Regions from separate parts of the Mus musculus genome. Here regions 1 and 2 are each linked to region 3. The links are chromatin loops, found by intact Hi-C in ENCODE. Cell type or tissue: heart. All regions are shown on one strand. Region 1 holds the start of Gdi2 (guanosine diphosphate (GDP) dissociation inhibitor 2). Region 2 holds the start of Asb13 (ankyrin repeat and SOCS box-containing 13). Region 3 has its middle 71 kb from the start of 2810429I04Rik.

The links. Peaks named below come from ENCODE experiments on the same cell type or tissue, not always from the same donor. Only the 100,000 strongest peaks of a DNase experiment are listed, where the experiment ranks them.
Region 1: a loop joins it to region 3, with 2.2 times the contacts of the local background. A loop is called at or near these places in 16 of 42 quality-filtered maps.
Region 2: a loop joins it to region 3, with 3 times the contacts of the local background. A loop is called at or near these places in 15 of 42 quality-filtered maps.

What each region holds. Positions count from the first base shown.
Region 1 is chr13:3,537,713-3,540,212 of GRCm38, forward strand. Gdi2 (guanosine diphosphate (GDP) dissociation inhibitor 2) reads left to right here and starts at 363. Exons shown (of 11, transcript NM_008112.4): 1 at 363-631. The coding sequence starts at 587. In heart, a CTCF peak has its summit at 954; DNase peaks (open chromatin) are centred at 299 and 949; H3K4me3 peaks cover 2,500 bases; H3K27ac peaks cover 1,744 bases.
Region 2 is chr13:3,632,983-3,635,482 of GRCm38, forward strand. It overlaps Asb13 (ankyrin repeat and SOCS box-containing 13), which reads left to right and starts at 1,050. Exons shown (of 6, transcript NM_178283.4): 1 at 1,050-1,193. The coding sequence starts at 1,151. In heart, a CTCF peak has its summit at 991; a DNase peak (open chromatin) is centred at 1,089; H3K4me3 peaks cover 1,314 bases; H3K27ac peaks cover 742 bases.
Region 3 is chr13:3,405,497-3,407,996 of GRCm38, forward strand. No RefSeq gene overlaps it. Among named protein-coding and RNA genes, the nearest start is that of 2810429I04Rik, 71 kb to the right of the region's middle. In heart, CTCF peaks have their summits at 463 (motif pointing right) and 1,313 (motif pointing right); a DNase peak (open chromatin) is centred at 1,345.

The DNA.
Region 1 (2,500 bases), 130 kb after region 3:
AAGGGCGGAGCTTGGGCTCCGTGGCCCGAAGCCTAAACAACCGTGCTCCATCTCACACCTTGGCGCGAGAGTCAGGCACGTGGTAGCCCAGCTGCAGTTTCCGCCTTGTTCCTCCTATTCAACTAGACCCTCAGCTTCGCATGTCGCCGCCCATACCACAGGAGCACAAGACGGGTGAAATTTAAAAAAAAAAAAAAAAAAAAAGCGCAAAACCGGAAGCCAAGATGGCAGCAGTCCGCCCTTCTCTCGCGAGAGGGGAACGAGGGGGGGAGAGGTGGGGTTAAGGAAATTCACCAATGAGAGAGCAGGATCCCCTTGACTGACGGCGCCGTCGGCCTCTCGCACGCCCCGCCCCGGCGCCGGAGCTCGCTCTCCTCACCCCGCGCTCTCCCCGCCTCCCCTCCCTCCCCTCCCTGCTCTTCTCTTCCCGTTGAGGTGGCGGCCGGCCTCTCCTCCTCCTCAGCTCCGTTTTTCCTCTCCTCGCTTTTTCCCTTTCCCCCCGACCCCCGGGGCCCAGAGCGGCCGGACTTCTCGCTCCCTTCTCTACGGCGGCCTCCGAGCCCCCGCGTGCGCTCCTTTCCCCGCCATGAATGAGGAATACGACGTGATCGTGCTGGGCACCGGCCTGACGGTGAGCTGCGGCGGGCTGCGGGGAGACGCGGCCGGCCGGCCTCCGCCGGGCCCGGGGGCGAGGGCGGGTCCCATCGGTGTGCACGAGCCTCGCCCGCGCCCGAACTGCCGGTGTCTGCGCCCCCTTGGGGGCCGTCCCCACTCGCCCGCGTTGAGTCTGGGATAGGGAGGTCGTGGCTTGTTGGGATGCAGTGATTTGAAGGCGTCGGTAGTGTGTTAGGGAAAACCAGGATGTGGAAGCCGGGACGTGTCCGTGGGAAGCCTGCCCATTGGGAAGTTGAGGGCAGAACCGCCCAGCAGCCGGAGAGAGACAGCCTCGTCCTCCTGCAGGAAGGAAGAGGACCGGGAAAACAGCTTGTGCTCCTTGCACTTCCCCTTTGGGTGAATGACCTCTCCCGCTTGGAAGCAGGCAAGCCCTGGACCGAGCGGGAGGGAGTCGCTGCTGGCGCCTGCACTTCCTATGTAAGTGGCGAGTAGCAGCAGCAGCAGCAGCAGCAGCAGCTTACTCAGCTAGTCTCAGGGCGCAGAAAGCCAAACAGAAGGATGATCGCTGATCGATAATTTGTCCTAGAGTTTGGCCAACTTAAGTTTCTAGAGAAAATCATGAAACGAGTTTCTTTAGGAAAAAAACAAACACCCTTTTTCTAATTGCTTCACTGCCCTCTCATCCACTCGCTTGAAATGGGAAATGAATTTTCTCAAAACTTGTCTGTTAAATACTTTTCACGTCCGGCCCGTGCTTCCCTTTTGTTTGGTTTATTGCGTGCCGCCACAGTTTCTTGAGAAGGGGGAGGCTAAGTTCTCTGTACTTGTTACACTTCTGGGAGGTTAGAAAATAAATGCGCAGTGTGAATGTACTGGTATGTAAATGTAAGGCGGTCCCTAATGCTCCAGTACGTTTTCGTCAGTATCTATCTGCTTAAATATGGGAAAAATATAGACAGGTTTTTATACTTTGTGCTTTCCCCCCGGCCCCCCACTGTGACAAAAGGGCTGATCTTTTGCAAAAAGGAGTTGGGAAGAGAACCGACCATTTTGAATATCAATTGCGGTGTGTGTGTGTGGGGGGGGTATTGAATGTGAAATTATGGGTAAATTACTTCATCTGGAACATTGATGTATGGATCCCATATGTCTATCCATCAAATGTCCAAGTCATTTAATAAGAGCCCCACGGCTTTCGACTTTGTTGAAATGCATTGGCATTTCTTTCTTTCTTTTTTTTTTTTTTCCTCGAGACAGGGTTTCTCTAAGTAGCCCTGGCTGTCCTGGAACTCACTTTGTAGACCAGGCTGGCCTCGAACTCAGAAATTCGCCTGTCTCTGCCTCCACCACCGCCCAGCTTGCATTGGCATTTCTTAGAATCAAATTAATATCTTTAAGATAAAATACTCGGAAATAACTGTTTTAGAGAAAACCTTCAAGATTTTTTATTCTACTTTTTTTCTTTTAATACTTTTAGGAAAAGCTTATTTTTCTCTTTGAAGTGATGAATGATTGCTAGAAGAGATTATTGAATTCTGACAAGTTCTCACCTTGTAGCTCTGGTTGTCCAGGAATGCAGAGCTCTGCCTATCCCTGCCTTCTGGGTGTTGGGATGAAAGGCAAGGCCAAGATGTTCTGCTCAAGGCTCAGTAACATGTGACTGCCCAGAGAGTAGACTGGAGATAGACATCATTGCTCACCTACAAGGCCATCTACTTAACTTTGAATGAATGACTGAATTTCTTTTATTTTTTTGAGGCAAGATCTTTCTCTGTAGCCTAGCTATACTGGAACTCCCTATATAGATCAGGCTGACCCTGAATTTAAAAGATATTTCTACCTTCTAGCCTTCCCAGTAGTTGGTCAGTGCTTGGATTAAAAGGCA
Region 2 (2,500 bases), 230 kb after region 3:
CACTCACATATACATCAAACAAAGCAAAACCAAAACAAATGCCCCTGCAAAACAAAACAAACAAAAACAAAACCACAAGAGCCAAAATTTGATAAACAAATGGCCAAATAGATACAGATCCTTTTACTAAAAGATTTGGAATTTTATTCCAAGGTTTATTCCAGAAGTTCGGGTTCCCAACAGATACCATTCAAGGTCTCCTAAACCTGTGGTCCAAGGTGCAGATGAAGTTTCCGGCCATCCAAGCATCCTTACCTCAAAGGATGACTTCTAGTGCTATTTCCAGTGATTCTGATGTTATCATGTTCAAGTCACGTTGTATTTCCTCCGTGAGCCTCTGTACTGGTCAAGATGAGAGTGTCTCCCAAGTATCTCACGTTTTTGGTTGACCTGGAACCCCCTGGGAAGACTGGTTTCTCCTTTCTGCTAGGTTGCTCATAGAGCTCCAACTCCTTCTGCTAAACTGGTTAGTGAAACACCTGATTAAAACCATTCACCAAGAAACGTGGTTTTCTTCAATGAATACCAGCTATTTGAAAGTTAAGATTTATTTTGAAAGAAAGAAAGAGAGGGAGGGAGAGAGGAAGGGAGGGAGAGAGAGAGAGAGAGAGAGAGAGAGAGAGAGAGAGAGGAAAGAAAGAAAGAAGTTAGGCATTTTGATCACCATCTTCAGTGAAAACGTTTTCTTCAAAGTTTCAGGCATGAAGAGACTGAATACTTTGCTCAGCGGGATCAGTGTAAACCACAGAAGGCCAGTTTTGGCAGCTAAACACTTTTTGCACATGGGCACGCGTTTGAGGAGCTAAACATTTTGCATACGAACGTATCTTTTAGCTAGGACACCGGGATTTAAGCTTTTCTGCCAAACACAGGAGTTGTTAATGGACGTATATTCACTGGTGTCAACACGGACACATATTTTGCACTCTTCTGATTTGCATGTCACCCTTCAGCAGTGACAGCGGAGTGGGGACGCTCAGGTGGCACGCGGCGGATACAGAAACTACAACTCCCAGCGGTGGCCATGGTAGCAATCAGGCCCCGCCCAGCGGCCTGCGCTCCGGGGTAGGTCTCGGTTTAGGTCCCGGCTCAGGTCCCAGAGCTCTGAGTCACAAGGCCGGTAGACAGGGGAGCCCAGCGGGCGAGCAGCATGGAGCCGCGCGCCGGGGACGGCTGCTTCCTGGGAGATGTGGGTACGTGTTTCGCGCCGCAACCGCCAAGGACACCACACCGGGGCTGGAGTCAGGACCAGGAGATCAGCACTTGGGGACAGAGCAAGCTCATGGGTGGCCTTTGTCCCAGAGATGGGCATCGCGCGCCGTTCCAAGTTGGTGGTCAGAGGCGTTGGGGTGGGGTGTAGTGATTCGAGTAGGGCCCGGACGATCCTGGTCATCTCAGACCGACGTTTAATGTCTGTCGCCCTGTTTCTAGCCGGTGCACTGTGCAGCTGGTCTTCTCTGTGATGCACCAGGTATGGGATTCAGAACCGCCAGTCTACCAGAGCACCGCACACTTTGGGGAGCATGCGGGGTCGTTGCCCAATTCACCCGCAGAGTCTGGAAAGTGTACACTGGTTGGCAGCCTCATCCGGAGCCTACTGCGGTCACTGCACCACGTTTGGTGCAGTGAATTGCTTGCGGGGCTTAAAGCATCCTACACATACCCTGTAGGTTGCAGCAGCTGCAACCAGGGAGTCTGCTCCAGAATGAGGTCATGGCCCAACACTGGGACATACCTGGTGCTGAAGAAGTGTCCTCTGTACCTTTGGGCTGTTTTAATCCATAAAATGAATTTGAAGGCAAAGGAGCATTCTTTGGAGAAGTACATTTTTTTTCTTGTTTACAAAATAATAATATGGTAAATAGAAAGGACAATGACATTGTGCTTCAATAGCTTGAAAATAAATAGAAGAAAGAAAGCCAAAATGTTCCTTTATGTGAGTTAAAAAAAAAGTAATGTAAGCCGGGCATGATGGCGCACGCCTTTAATCCCAGCACATGGGAGGCAGAGGCAGGAGGATTTCTGAGTTCGAGGACAGCCTGGTCTACAAAGTGTGTTCCAGGACAGCCAGGGCTACCCAGAGAAACTCTGTCTCAAAAACCAAAAAAAAAAAGTAATGTAAAGAAAATCGAGTTAATTTAGCTGCAATTTATTATGATTGTAATTACAATCATAACAAGGTAGATAGATCTTTTAATTGATTTCTTCAAAACAAACTCCTTCAGAACAATCAAAGCCTCTTTAATAAGCACCTGTTTTTCTTGGCACCCTTGGCTGGCACAAGACTTTGACCCTGATAGCGTGGTCACTATTTGATTCGTGTGACTAGGCAGTGGATGGCTAACCACAGAAGCCTACTAAGCATACATTTTTTTGTTCAGATAGGGGTTAGTCTGGCATCAGAGCCTGGCATGAGGGCTCTTACCTGTAATCCTAACCCTCAGAAAGTAGAGACAGTGGGGCTGTGAGTTCTAGGCCAACCTAGGCTATATGTCACAAT
Region 3 (2,500 bases):
TGAAAGGACCCAGATATAGCTCTCTCTTGTGAGACTATGCCAGGGCCTAGCAAACACAGAAGTTGATGCTCATAGTCTGCTATTGGATGGATCACAGGGACACCAATGGAGGAGCTAGACAAAGTACCCAAGGAGCTAAAGGGATCTGCAACCTTATAGGTGGAACAACATTATGAACTAACCAGTACCACGGAGCTCTTGACTCTAGCTGCATATGTATCAAAAGATGGCCTAGTCAGCCATCACTGGAAAGAGAGGCCCATTGGACTTGCAAACTTTATATGCCCCAGTACAGGGGAATGCCAGGGCCAAAAAGTGGGAGTGGGTGGGTAGGGGAGTGGGGGGAAGGGTATGGGGGACTTTTGGGATAGCATTGGAAATGTAAATAAGGAAAATACCTAATAAAAATATTTAAAAAAAAAGATTTATTTCACATACAGCATTCTGCCTGCAGGCCAGGAGAGGGCACCAGATCTCATTGTAGATGATTGTGAGCCACCATGGTACCTGGGAATTGAACTCAGGACCTCTGGATCAACTGCCAGTACTCTTAACCACAGAATCACCATTACTCCATGGCTATTACTGCTGTCCTAATCTCCTTAGTGTCTCCGGTTTATTTTCTCATGAATGTTATTTTGCCATGATAACGTTTGATCTTACACTGCACTCAGAAGGGACACACATCTGCAATAACATGTTCATTTTGGATGTCAATTACTGAAAATTGTATTTGGTAATCAAACATTTGTCTCTGTTTGTATTTAGCCTGGAACTATGTATGTAAACTAGGATGTTCTCCTCCCTGATATCTACCTACTTCTGCCTCCTACCTGAGTTCTTGTACTAACAGTGGGCCACCACCATGACACCACAAACAACTAAGTGCTTACCGGGGAATTTTATAAACTATGCTATTAGCTTAGATGATTCACGACATCTGACATGAATTTTAGCTGGGTATTTCGAGGTATTTTTCTATTGGACTAGATGGAAGTCACTGGCCTGAGTTGTCTAATGACGTTCAGTGCCTTGGGTTGCCTAGCAGTTTCATGAGTCTGAAAGTCCTTTGGACTTTTGCCAGATTGAGGGATGCGCACGAATCTTACAGGAAATCAAGTGTCCATTTCTTTAAAACTGAGGCTGGGTTTCTTTTGAGAGAGGAGTCCTTGTGGTAAGGATGATTCAGGTCTCCTCCAACACTTGGAAATGAAGCCAGCCAAGGCAACTGTGGGAGAAGACAACTCAGTTGCACTAACTTCTTTATTCCACAAGGTGGCATCCCATACTTGGTCTCTATATCCTCATTTCATCAGGACAAGCACATAAACTACCTTTGGCCAGAAGGGGTCGCAATAACACCACTGGTCTGTTTCCCTATTTGTGGAGTGTGGCCACTGAGCCCTAGTAAGTGGCCATCAATGTTTTTTGTTTTTGTTTTTCTGGTTTTTTTTTTTTTTGTTTTTTTGTTTTTTTGTTTTTTTTTTTCCGAGACAGGGTTTCTCTGTGTAGCCTTGGCTGTCCTGGAACTCACTCTGTAGACCAGGATGGCCTCAAACTCAAAAATCTGCCTGCCTCTGCTTAACAAGTGCTGGGATTAAATATGTGCGCCACCACTGCCTGGCCAGCGATCAAACTTGTTGGGTTTTTTAGGGTTTTGTTTTTTTGTTTTTGTTTTTGTTTTTTGTTTTTTGTTTTGTTTTGTTTGGTTTGGTTTGGTTTGGTTTGGGTTTTGGAGACAGGGTTTCTCTGTATAGCTCTGACTGTCCTGGAACTCACTTTGTAGACCAGGCTGGCCTTGAACTCAGAAATGCACCCGCCTCTGCCTTCCGAGTGCTGGGATTAAAGGCATGCACCACCACACCCGGCTGCGATCACTCTTATAGAAAGCATACTGCTGTGGTCAGAATGGACAAATGTGATATTTTAAGTTCTGTCACTAGTAAGAATTAAAAGTTGACATTGGGCCATATTCTAGCGTACAATAATCTATTGAAGGTTTTTCTTGACACTTATTAATATAAAGGTATAAGAATAAAAAAGGCACAGGTAACCCATTTTTTTTCTGCGGATAGCATAATAACATGTATGAAAACCACAAGGATATCAATAAAAAAGCTATTATCAGCATTAAGGAAATTTTTCAAGCTGATTGACCATTAATTATTATACATGAATTGTATTTAAAAATCAAAGAAAAGAATATGCTAATGAATACTGAACAAAAAGACTGCATGTTTTCATTTTTCATTTTAATTTTGTTTCACTCGGTGTGCGTGTGTCCCTACATTTTATGCGGATGTATAAAAATATGAATGTCTCGATGACATAAACAAAGTAAAACTGTCCTGAGGGAGAAAGAGGAAAGAAAAGAAAGGATAATGCTATTGAGAGGCAGAGATAGGCCCAATATACAATACATGCATATATGAAAATCACACACACAGACACACACTTACTTGTGCAATAGCAGCAAGGTACTCCACAGATAAAAGAACTT